Linked DNA regions of Homo sapiens: region 1 is linked to region 2. A link is an interaction called in ENCODE POLR2A ChIA-PET data of the cell type or tissue named here. Cell type or tissue: OCI-LY7. All regions are shown on one strand. Each heading gives the region's core, and the rest is flanking DNA. Links, peaks and the distances in the headings are about the cores only.

The links. ChIA-PET counts read pairs that join two places held together with the same protein. Peaks named below come from ENCODE experiments on the same cell type or tissue, not always from the same donor. Only the 100,000 strongest peaks of a DNase experiment are listed, where the experiment ranks them.
Region 1: POLR2A ChIA-PET joins it to region 2 with 6 read pairs; 15 of 35 experiments call an interaction of 5 or more read pairs at or near these places.

The regions. Positions count from the first base shown.
Region 1 is chr7:139,238,870-139,243,268 of GRCh38, reverse strand. All of the region lies in intron 2 of UBN2 (ubinuclein 2), which reads right to left. Among named protein-coding and RNA genes, the nearest start is that of UBN2, 9.8 kb to the right of the region's middle. In OCI-LY7, for the core only: no CTCF peak of the experiment used is centred there; no DNase peak of the experiment used is centred there.
Region 2 is chr7:139,117,294-139,121,692 of GRCh38, reverse strand. No RefSeq gene overlaps it. Among named protein-coding and RNA genes, the nearest start is that of ZC3HAV1, 9.8 kb to the right of the region's middle. RefSeq lists enhancers at 2,843-2,932, 3,073-3,402, 3,473-3,532. In OCI-LY7, for the core only: no CTCF peak of the experiment used is centred there; a DNase peak (open chromatin) is centred at 2,262.

The sequences.
Region 1 (4,399 bases), core at 241-4,240, 120 kb before region 2:
GTGAAGAACTTTCTTCTTATCTACTGTTCTAGGTACTAGCTCCCTGTGACTCAGAAGAATATTCCTTACTGAGTCATTAGTACTTGCTTAACCTGACAATCAGTGTTTTAGGCCAATGCAGCCTCATTACAGTGTAACACTCAACTGGAAAACAAACAAACAAGATGTTCTTAGTACTAGACCCCCTGACCCCAAATTGCCTCCAGCTAATAGTAAACCAAACTAAAAACCAACATTCATTGATAACCTCTAGTAGACAGAGCAAGAATGACCCTGATTACTAAAAAACACACCAGTCCTATAAGTGAGAAGAAAACATCCTGTCGTCACAAGACTCCCTACTTGTCCCAGCCCTGCCACCTTATCTCTTTACATCTGTGCCCATTTCTTCAACCTACCAATAGAAAGGAGCTGAGTTTCAAGGCAGTGGAAATACAGCCAAGAGCTGACTACACAGCACAAAAATAGTATACACAACTTCTATAATCACCACATATGGATACCAGTCCTTCCTCCTAAATACCCTAAAACTGCTGATTCTCAATTGTTCCTAAGGCATTAAAGAAGGCTGAAGAGAATTTATTCAATTCAAAGAGGCCAAGGAATTAAAAGGGCATGTCACAGCAAGTGATCAGAATGGGTAACTGCAATAAAGAAATTATTATTTGAGCTAGGAATTCCTCCTTGCCCTTTAAGGCCCTCTCCCCTCCCCCAGTTTGCTTTAAAAGATTATTTTATGTTTTTATTGTACATGTAATATCATACTATTATTGGTCTACAAAACCCTAAATCCACTGGTATTTGTGTTTTGCAAGTAGAATTTACTTTGTGGTGGTGTCAACAAGTTTGCCCAAAGCTCTACATCGAGATGATCCTTAGGGACCAGACCTCACATAAGGCCAAAACAAACAGGTTAACCAGCCTATGAAGTTCCCAAGGAAGCTCTAACCCCTCAGCAAGTGTGGATGATCAACTAAAATAATATGAGTAATTGATATGATTCTTACAACTCCCAGAAACAGTACACAAATGCTTTCAAAACTAACTACTTGGTATCAGTTTCACATTTGAAGACAGTTTAAAACAATAATCTATAATTATTTTAAGACAAAATTATATTTCTTTCCACTTAGCCGAGTAGTATTTACTGTGAAGATGTTACTCATCAGAAATTAGTTATTCCAAGATACTGCCATTCTTTAAAACATTATCTGGAAAGACTCACTTTTACAAGTTATACAAAAGAAAATCAAGACTTTTTTTGGGGGGGGGAGCTGGATTCTCGCTCTTGTCGCCAGGCTGGAGTACAACGGCGTGATTTCGGCTCACTGCAATCTCTGCCTCCTGGGTTCAAGGGATTCTCCTGCCTCAGTCTCCCGAATATCTGGAATTATAGGTACCCACCACCATGCCCAGCTAATTTTTGTATTTTTAGTAGAGATAGAAAGGTTTCACCATGTTGGCCAGGCTGGCTGCACTCCTGACCTCAGGTGATCTGCCCACCTCAGCCTCCCAAAGTGCTGGGATTACAGGCACGGGCCGCTTCACCTAGCTGATTTTATTATTCTTATTCTTATTAGAGACAGGGTCTCAAGAAAATCAAGAGTATTTAGAAGAATAATTTGTCTTTGAGTGAAAACAGTGTTATTCCATTTGGTCAACTGTTTTATTTATAAGACTGCTCAGAATTACTTTTCTACTATCAAATCTACCCTTACCCTTCTTTTTAAAAGAAGTATGAAACTACTAGGGCTCTGAGAGCCCAAAACCACATAGAACTAAGTGTGAAAGATAGTATTCAAGGTCTATATAGCACAGTAAGCAGATTTTAAAGTTATAATGTGATTTCATGATTATTAATAAATGCCTGGCAGAATATATGTCTTCCTATTCAGAGAGTCATTCAGATTCAAAGAGTCTTAACTGAGCCCCTGCTAGGCACAAGGTATTGTGTTAGGTGCTTTCATTTAGATTAGTGAATTTATATCCAATTCTAGGACAGTATGATCTTTCAGAACGGCTGGGGTAATGGAGTGAGAAAAAAATCACTAAGAGAAATCTTCCAACAATTATAGGTTATCCTATGTCCTAGAAGGCTAAGATAACAAGTCTATACCCATCAAATTGAAGCATCCTACTCCTGAGTATAGAGTATAGGTGGCCTCATAAAAGGCATATATTACCTACAGACTATCTAAAAACTGAATTGGAAACCAAGATGTTTTGCCTAAACATTTTGGAGCCTTAACTGGGAATAAAGAGAGGCATGGGAGCCTCTTTTACCTGTATCCTGCCTCCTTTCTAACCATCAAGACGAATCTGGAGCCTATACGGTTGTAGAAATGTCAAAACTTGGACTTAGCTATTTAAAAAGATTTATGTACAACAACCAATTTAGTATAATCTAGGTAAAAATAGGTACTTAATAGTCATATTGACCTTTTCCCAAAAAACCATTTAGTAATTGATGCTGAATATGAACTGTCACATTACCTGAGCATAAGAACAACATAACAGGAAACAGAACATGGCCATAAAAATAGGACACAATGGAGGGGGGAACCCCATAAATTCAATGCAGGGTGCTCTTTTTACAATTTTATACTCCCTGTAATTTCTGATATCACTGATCTTCAACTGCTGCAACACCTGCCCCAAACACCAATAAAGATCATTGTAGTTTAAGAGAGAGATTTTGTGATAGCCTAGAGCTCTAGGCATATAACGCCCAGCAGGACAATGTATCTTCTCTCAGGTCACTTTTGGCCTGATGATTTTCTTAAAAGATTCCAAATAATTATTTAAAAAAAAAAATATATATATATATATATATATATATTTAGGCTGGGTACAGTGGCTCATATCTGTAAACTCAGCACTTTGGGAGGCTGAGGCAGGTGGATTGCTTAGGCTCATGAGTTTAAGACCAGCCTAGGCAACACAACAAGACCCTGTCTCTACCAAATAAATATATATATACATATACACACACACACAATACTCATAGATATAACACTTGGGCATGCTTTTTGGTTAATATACATACAATCTCTAATTAGAATGGAAATAAGACAGTAAGTCAGCAAAATAAAAATCCAGAGAAGAAATATAGCCCATTAATTTAGACTATAACAAGAGTAATATTTTATCACTGTAAACAAAATAACAAGGCTTAAATATATCTAAGTCAATTGAAACTCAATTTCACGCATCAAACAACTTCTTCAGAACGCTGATCTTTCTATGCCAGATACTATCCTAGGGTTGACTAAGAAGACTTAATGCTAACTTTAAGGTAGTGCGTCATATACTGAATCACTTTACTTATAGGATTATATATAGGAATTTTTCCATTTGCAAAGGGCAATTCTAAAATCCTTGATTTTGTAACCCACAGCAAAATAGACACTCTAGGCTGGGCGCAGTGGCTCACGCCTGTAATCCCAACATTTTGGGAGGCCAAGGCGGTGGATTACCTAAGATCAGGAGTTCGAGACCAGCCTGACCAACATGGTGAAACCCTATCTCTACTAAATACAAAAAATTAGCTGGGCATGGTGGTGCATGCCTGCAGTCCCAGCTACTTGGGAGGTTGAGGCAGGAGAACTGCTGGAACCTGGGAAGTGGAGGTTGCAGTGAGCCGAGATAGCGCCATTGCACTCCAGCCTGGGCAACAAGAGTGAAACTCTGCCTCAAAAAAAAAAAAAAAAAAAAAAAGACACTCTAATATAGTGATGGAGGGAGTAGAACTGGTAATTTAGTAATATATACTAAAATTATAAATGCATAAATCTTCCGACCTGAATCGTCTGATTCTAGGAATCTCTCCTAGAGATAAACTTGAAATTGTGTAAAATGCCATTTTACAGACTAATTTACTGCAGCACTATTAATAAGGGCAAATTTTTGAAAGCAACCTAAATCATTTGGGGACTGGTTACAGTGTGATAGTTCCATGCAATGAAACAGCATGCAGCCTTAAAAAAAAGGGAGAGAAAGCACTTTGTCCTGATATGACCCCCCCAAATATACTAAGATACAGTAAATAAAAAGCAAAGAGCTTAAGTGTGTACAATTCTATAATATGTATAAAAAGGGGGTGGGAAAGGAATAGATGTGTATGTATAGAGATGTATCTCTAGTACCACAGGAGTGTTACTTGCCTAGGAAGTGGGATTCCATGGGTGGGCAATACAATAAAAGGAAGATTTTTAATTTTTGAATTTTGAGCCACATAAGTGTACTAGTTGGTTAAAACATTAAGTGTAACCAATGTATAACTTGTATAAAAAACACAGTATTTTAGGATTTATACATGCTAGGATTTTAGGATTTATACATCCTATAGGATTTTACAATTTATACATCATGATACAATATAGTCTCAAAAGATTACACT
Region 2 (4,399 bases), core at 300-4,299:
TACACCTATAATCCCAGCACTTCAAGAGGCCAGAGGTGGGAAGATTGCTTGAGCTTAGGAGTTCAAGAACCAGCCTGGGCAACATAGTGAGACCCCAGCTCTATGAAAAATAAAAAATTAGCTTGGTGCGGTGGTGTGCACCTATAGTCCTAGCTACTCTGGAGGCTGAGGTGGGAGAATCCCTGAGCCCTGTTCAAGGCAGTAGAGAACTATAATCACACCACTACACTCCAGCCTGGATGACAGAGCAAGCCCCTGTCTCAAAAATAAAGCCCAAATTTTTTTTTGCTCCCTCTTAGTGAACTATATGAAATCATGGGGAAAGGATTACTGATGGCTTGTTCCAAGCAAGAACAAGAATGACTCCTGGACCAAGCATTTGAAAATATACTCCTTAAAGAAATACATTTTTTTCAAGCCAGGTGAGGTGGCATGCACTTGTAGTCCCAGCTATGCAGGAAGCTGAGGCAGGAGCATCCCTTGAGCCCCGGAGTTCGAGGCTATAGTACACTATAATCATGCCTGTGAACAATGACTGCACTCCAGTCTGGGCAACATAGTGAGATCCCCTCTCTAAAAAAAAGAAAAAAGAAAAAAAGACATTTTTTTTTTTGAGACGGAGTCTCACTCTGTCACCCAGGCTGGAGTGCAGTGGCGCAATCTTGGCTCACTGCAACCTCCGCCTCCTGAGTTCATGCCATTCTCCTGCCTCAGCCTCCTAAGTAGCTGGGATTACAGGTGCCCGCCACCATGCTCAGCTAATTTTTGTATTTTCAGTAGAGACAGGGTTTCACCATGTTAGTCAGGCTGGTCTCAAACCCCCTACCTAGTGATCTACCCGCCTTGGCCTCCCAAAGTGCTGAGATTACAGGTGTGAGCCACCGCGCCTGGCCGAAAAAAAGACATTTTTTCAATCATTTTAAAATAGCATTTTCTCTTATTACAAAAGTACTTCATATTCACTGTGGAAATTTGGGAAGGTACTGAGAAGTAAAATCAAGAAAATGTAAATCATCTATAAAATTTATACCCAAGAAACAACACTTATTAACATTTTGGTGCTTTTTAAAAAACGATTTAATAAGTACTAAGGGATAACCATGTTGTGGCTCAACTATGAGTACGTTGGCAGACCGAGACAGCTACAGGTGATAATTGTTGAAGCTATATGATGAGTACATGGGCATTTATTGTACTATTCTATTTTTGTGTAGAAATTTTCTGTAATCTAAAATTAAAAAGAAATTTGAGAACTCCCAAATTCTTCTTTATGGCCGAAGTTTAACTGAAATGAGTTAAAGATATGGGAGTCAATATTTATTTCAATATAAAAGGTAAATTACCTTTTTTTCTTTTTCTTTTTTTTTTTTTTTTTTTTTTTTTTTTGAGACAGGGTCTTGCTCTGTCACCCAGGCTAGAGTGCAATAGTGCAACCATGGCTCACTGTAGCCTCAACCTCCTGGGCTCAATTGATCCTCCCACCTCAGCCTCCCTAGTAGATAGAACCACAGGCATGTGCCAGCATGCCTGGCTAATTTTTTAATTTTTTTTGTAGAGATGAGGTTTCCCTATGTTGCCTAGACTGGGCTCAATCTCCTGGCCCAAACAATCCTCCTGCCTCAGCCTCTCAGAGTGCTGGGATTACAGGCCTGAGCCACTATGTCCTTCCTGGTAACTTATCTTCATAGCAGTTAAAACGAAGTAGCTTTGTTGGGCTGGGCACAGTGGCTCACGCCTGCAATCCCAGCACTTGGGACACTGAGGTGGGCAGATCACTTAAGGCCAGGAGTTCGAGACCAGCCTGGCCAACATGGTGAAACCCCATCTCTACTAAAAATACAAAAATTAGCTGGGCGTGGTGATGTGTGCTTGTAATCGCAGCTACTCAGGAGGCTGAGGCAGGAGAATCACTTGAGCCCGGGAGGTAGAGGTTGCAGTGAGCTGAGATTGCACCACTGTGCTCCAGTCTGGGTGACAGAGACCCCATCTCAAAAACAAACAAAAACAAAAAAAACTAAGTGGCTTTGTGTGAGAATGCTATAAAAATAATTTTCAGCTTGTAATTGCTAGTGTAACCGTTTATTTGGCAGAAAGATAATTGAGAAATCAGAAAGCAATATAAACATAAAAGGATGCTAATGGGAAAATATCAGGTGTTCCAATGCAGGGAGCCCTGTAAGGAGGGCCCCTCTATGTCAGCTAGCTGCTGAGGTGCCAGACCCTGTTGTGTTACATGGTTCACTTCCTCCTCTAGTGCTGAAGGCAGCTGCTAGCAAGAACTGAAGGTGACATAGGGTTGTATGCCTTGGAGTCAGCAAGACCCAGATTTGAATCCTGCCTCTGCTGCTTCCGATGTGTGCTAACCTGAGTTTCAGTGTTCTCCTCTGTAAGTCGAGGTAATTAAACTTACCTCACTGATTTTCTTAAGACTCACCAGATACATAAGCATGAAGCAGTATAATGTAAGCAATCAACATTCTTATCTCTTTCAGTTCCTGCTGAGTGGCTTCGCTGGGTGGTTCTGGCGCAGAGTCTCGGTGAGGTCACAGTTAATTGGGGCTGCAGTCATGTGATGCCTTGAGTGGGGCTGAAAGCTCCCCTTCCCACTGGCTCACCCACATGCTGGGCAGGTTAGTGCTGGCCATTGGTGGGAGGGTTTAGTTACTTGCCACATGGACTCCTCTCTAGGGCTGCTTGTGTGTCCACCCAACGTAACAGTTGGCTTCCCCAAAGCAAGGGATCCAAGAGAGAGCAAGGAGAAACCCACAGTGTGGTTTTATGACCTAGTCTTGAAGGTCACACTGTTATTTTGACAGTATCCTATTGATTACACAGATCTGTGCTGTTTAGTGTGGAAGGGTGCACAAAGTTACAAATACCTGCGGGTAAAACCCACTGGGAGCCAGCTGGTTACCACATCAGGCCATTGTCACCAAGTTAACCCCACCTCTGGATTTCTACATCCCCATTTTCTCTGCTCTCAGATATGTTACGGGAAGAGGGGTTGCAGCCTCATTTTAACACCACGAAAACAAAGTTTGTAAATAGTCCTCTGAGAGGAATATGGCCCTTTTCCAATTCTAAAAGTATACCTGCAATTCCTTCCCTTGCCAGTACAGTACTCCCGGAGGCACTTGCAGTGATGCAGGTTCGAGGTAGGGAAATCCCTGGTGCCTGCCCCCGACTGCAGCCTTCCTCCATTTGTCTGACCATTTGATTAATGCCTCTCTCGACTCCCATATCTCCTGTAGAACACCTGTTTGGCAGGGACTTCGGACATTCCAAATGTCCAAATTTGACTCAACTCTCTGATGTTTATGTACTTTTCATTTCTATGATTTAGCATAGCTGACTCATTACAGCATAGCTGACTCATTGCAGCCTGTGTGTTTTCTGCTTCCCTCTCTGATCGGTGCTTCAACAGGTTCATATGGCTCAATGTCACCCTAACATGCCCTAGCAACTTCAGCTTTGCACTCTCCTCAGATCTATTTCATTGAAACTTTCAAAAATACCCAGATCTTCTAGTAAAATAACAACAAACAATAATAATAATAAACAAAAACAAAAAAATAAAAACACGGGCAAGTATCAGTTGAACAAAAAAAATTCTCCCTCTCATTACCGGAACAATCTTTTCCCTCTCTTCTCCTCCCTTCCCATTCCCTTCCCTTCCCTGTCAATCCTCTAAAATGAATGTTCTATACTCAATTGTTTTATTTCTTTACTTCATACACTTTGACTTCCAACTTCAGCATTCTGAGAGAACTGGTCTGTCAAGTGAGCTGGAATAATATGAGATTGTATACAGGAGAATTTATTGACATAAGGGCACATCTCAGGATACGAGGTTGAGCATCCTGATAAGAACCAGGGGATGGTACAAAATTGCTGCTAGGTTGGCTCCCTGAATCCTGGAAAAGTGCTGATTCATGAAGAGTGAGTCTGAAGTGCCTAAATTGCTATGTCAGGCAGTAGAGGAAAGGATTAAAAGACTCAGAAAAGGGGACATGCTGAAATAGATGTAAGGTTAGGCCAGAACAGCCACCCGGGGATTATGTCCCATAGGATCGCTCAAGGAGCCATATTCATCAAGGCCATAGGGAACGCATTGGTGAGAGGGACAGCAACGTCGCTAATAAGTTCAGTGGTGCTTTCCCCAGTAGAACATAGTTGATGGAAGGAGGGGCTGTCCTGGAACTTGGCTCACTGATAGCAATGAAGATGATGGGCTCCTGATGCACTGGACACCAGAATGATGGCACTTAAGGGCGGAATGACAAAATCAGAGTGGCAGCTAACAGGACCTGACTTTTAGGGAGTTGTAGGGATTGTAAATAGCACACAGTTTCTCTAGGAAGAACATAGACGCGTGGGTAGTCAAAAAGTCCAAATGGCC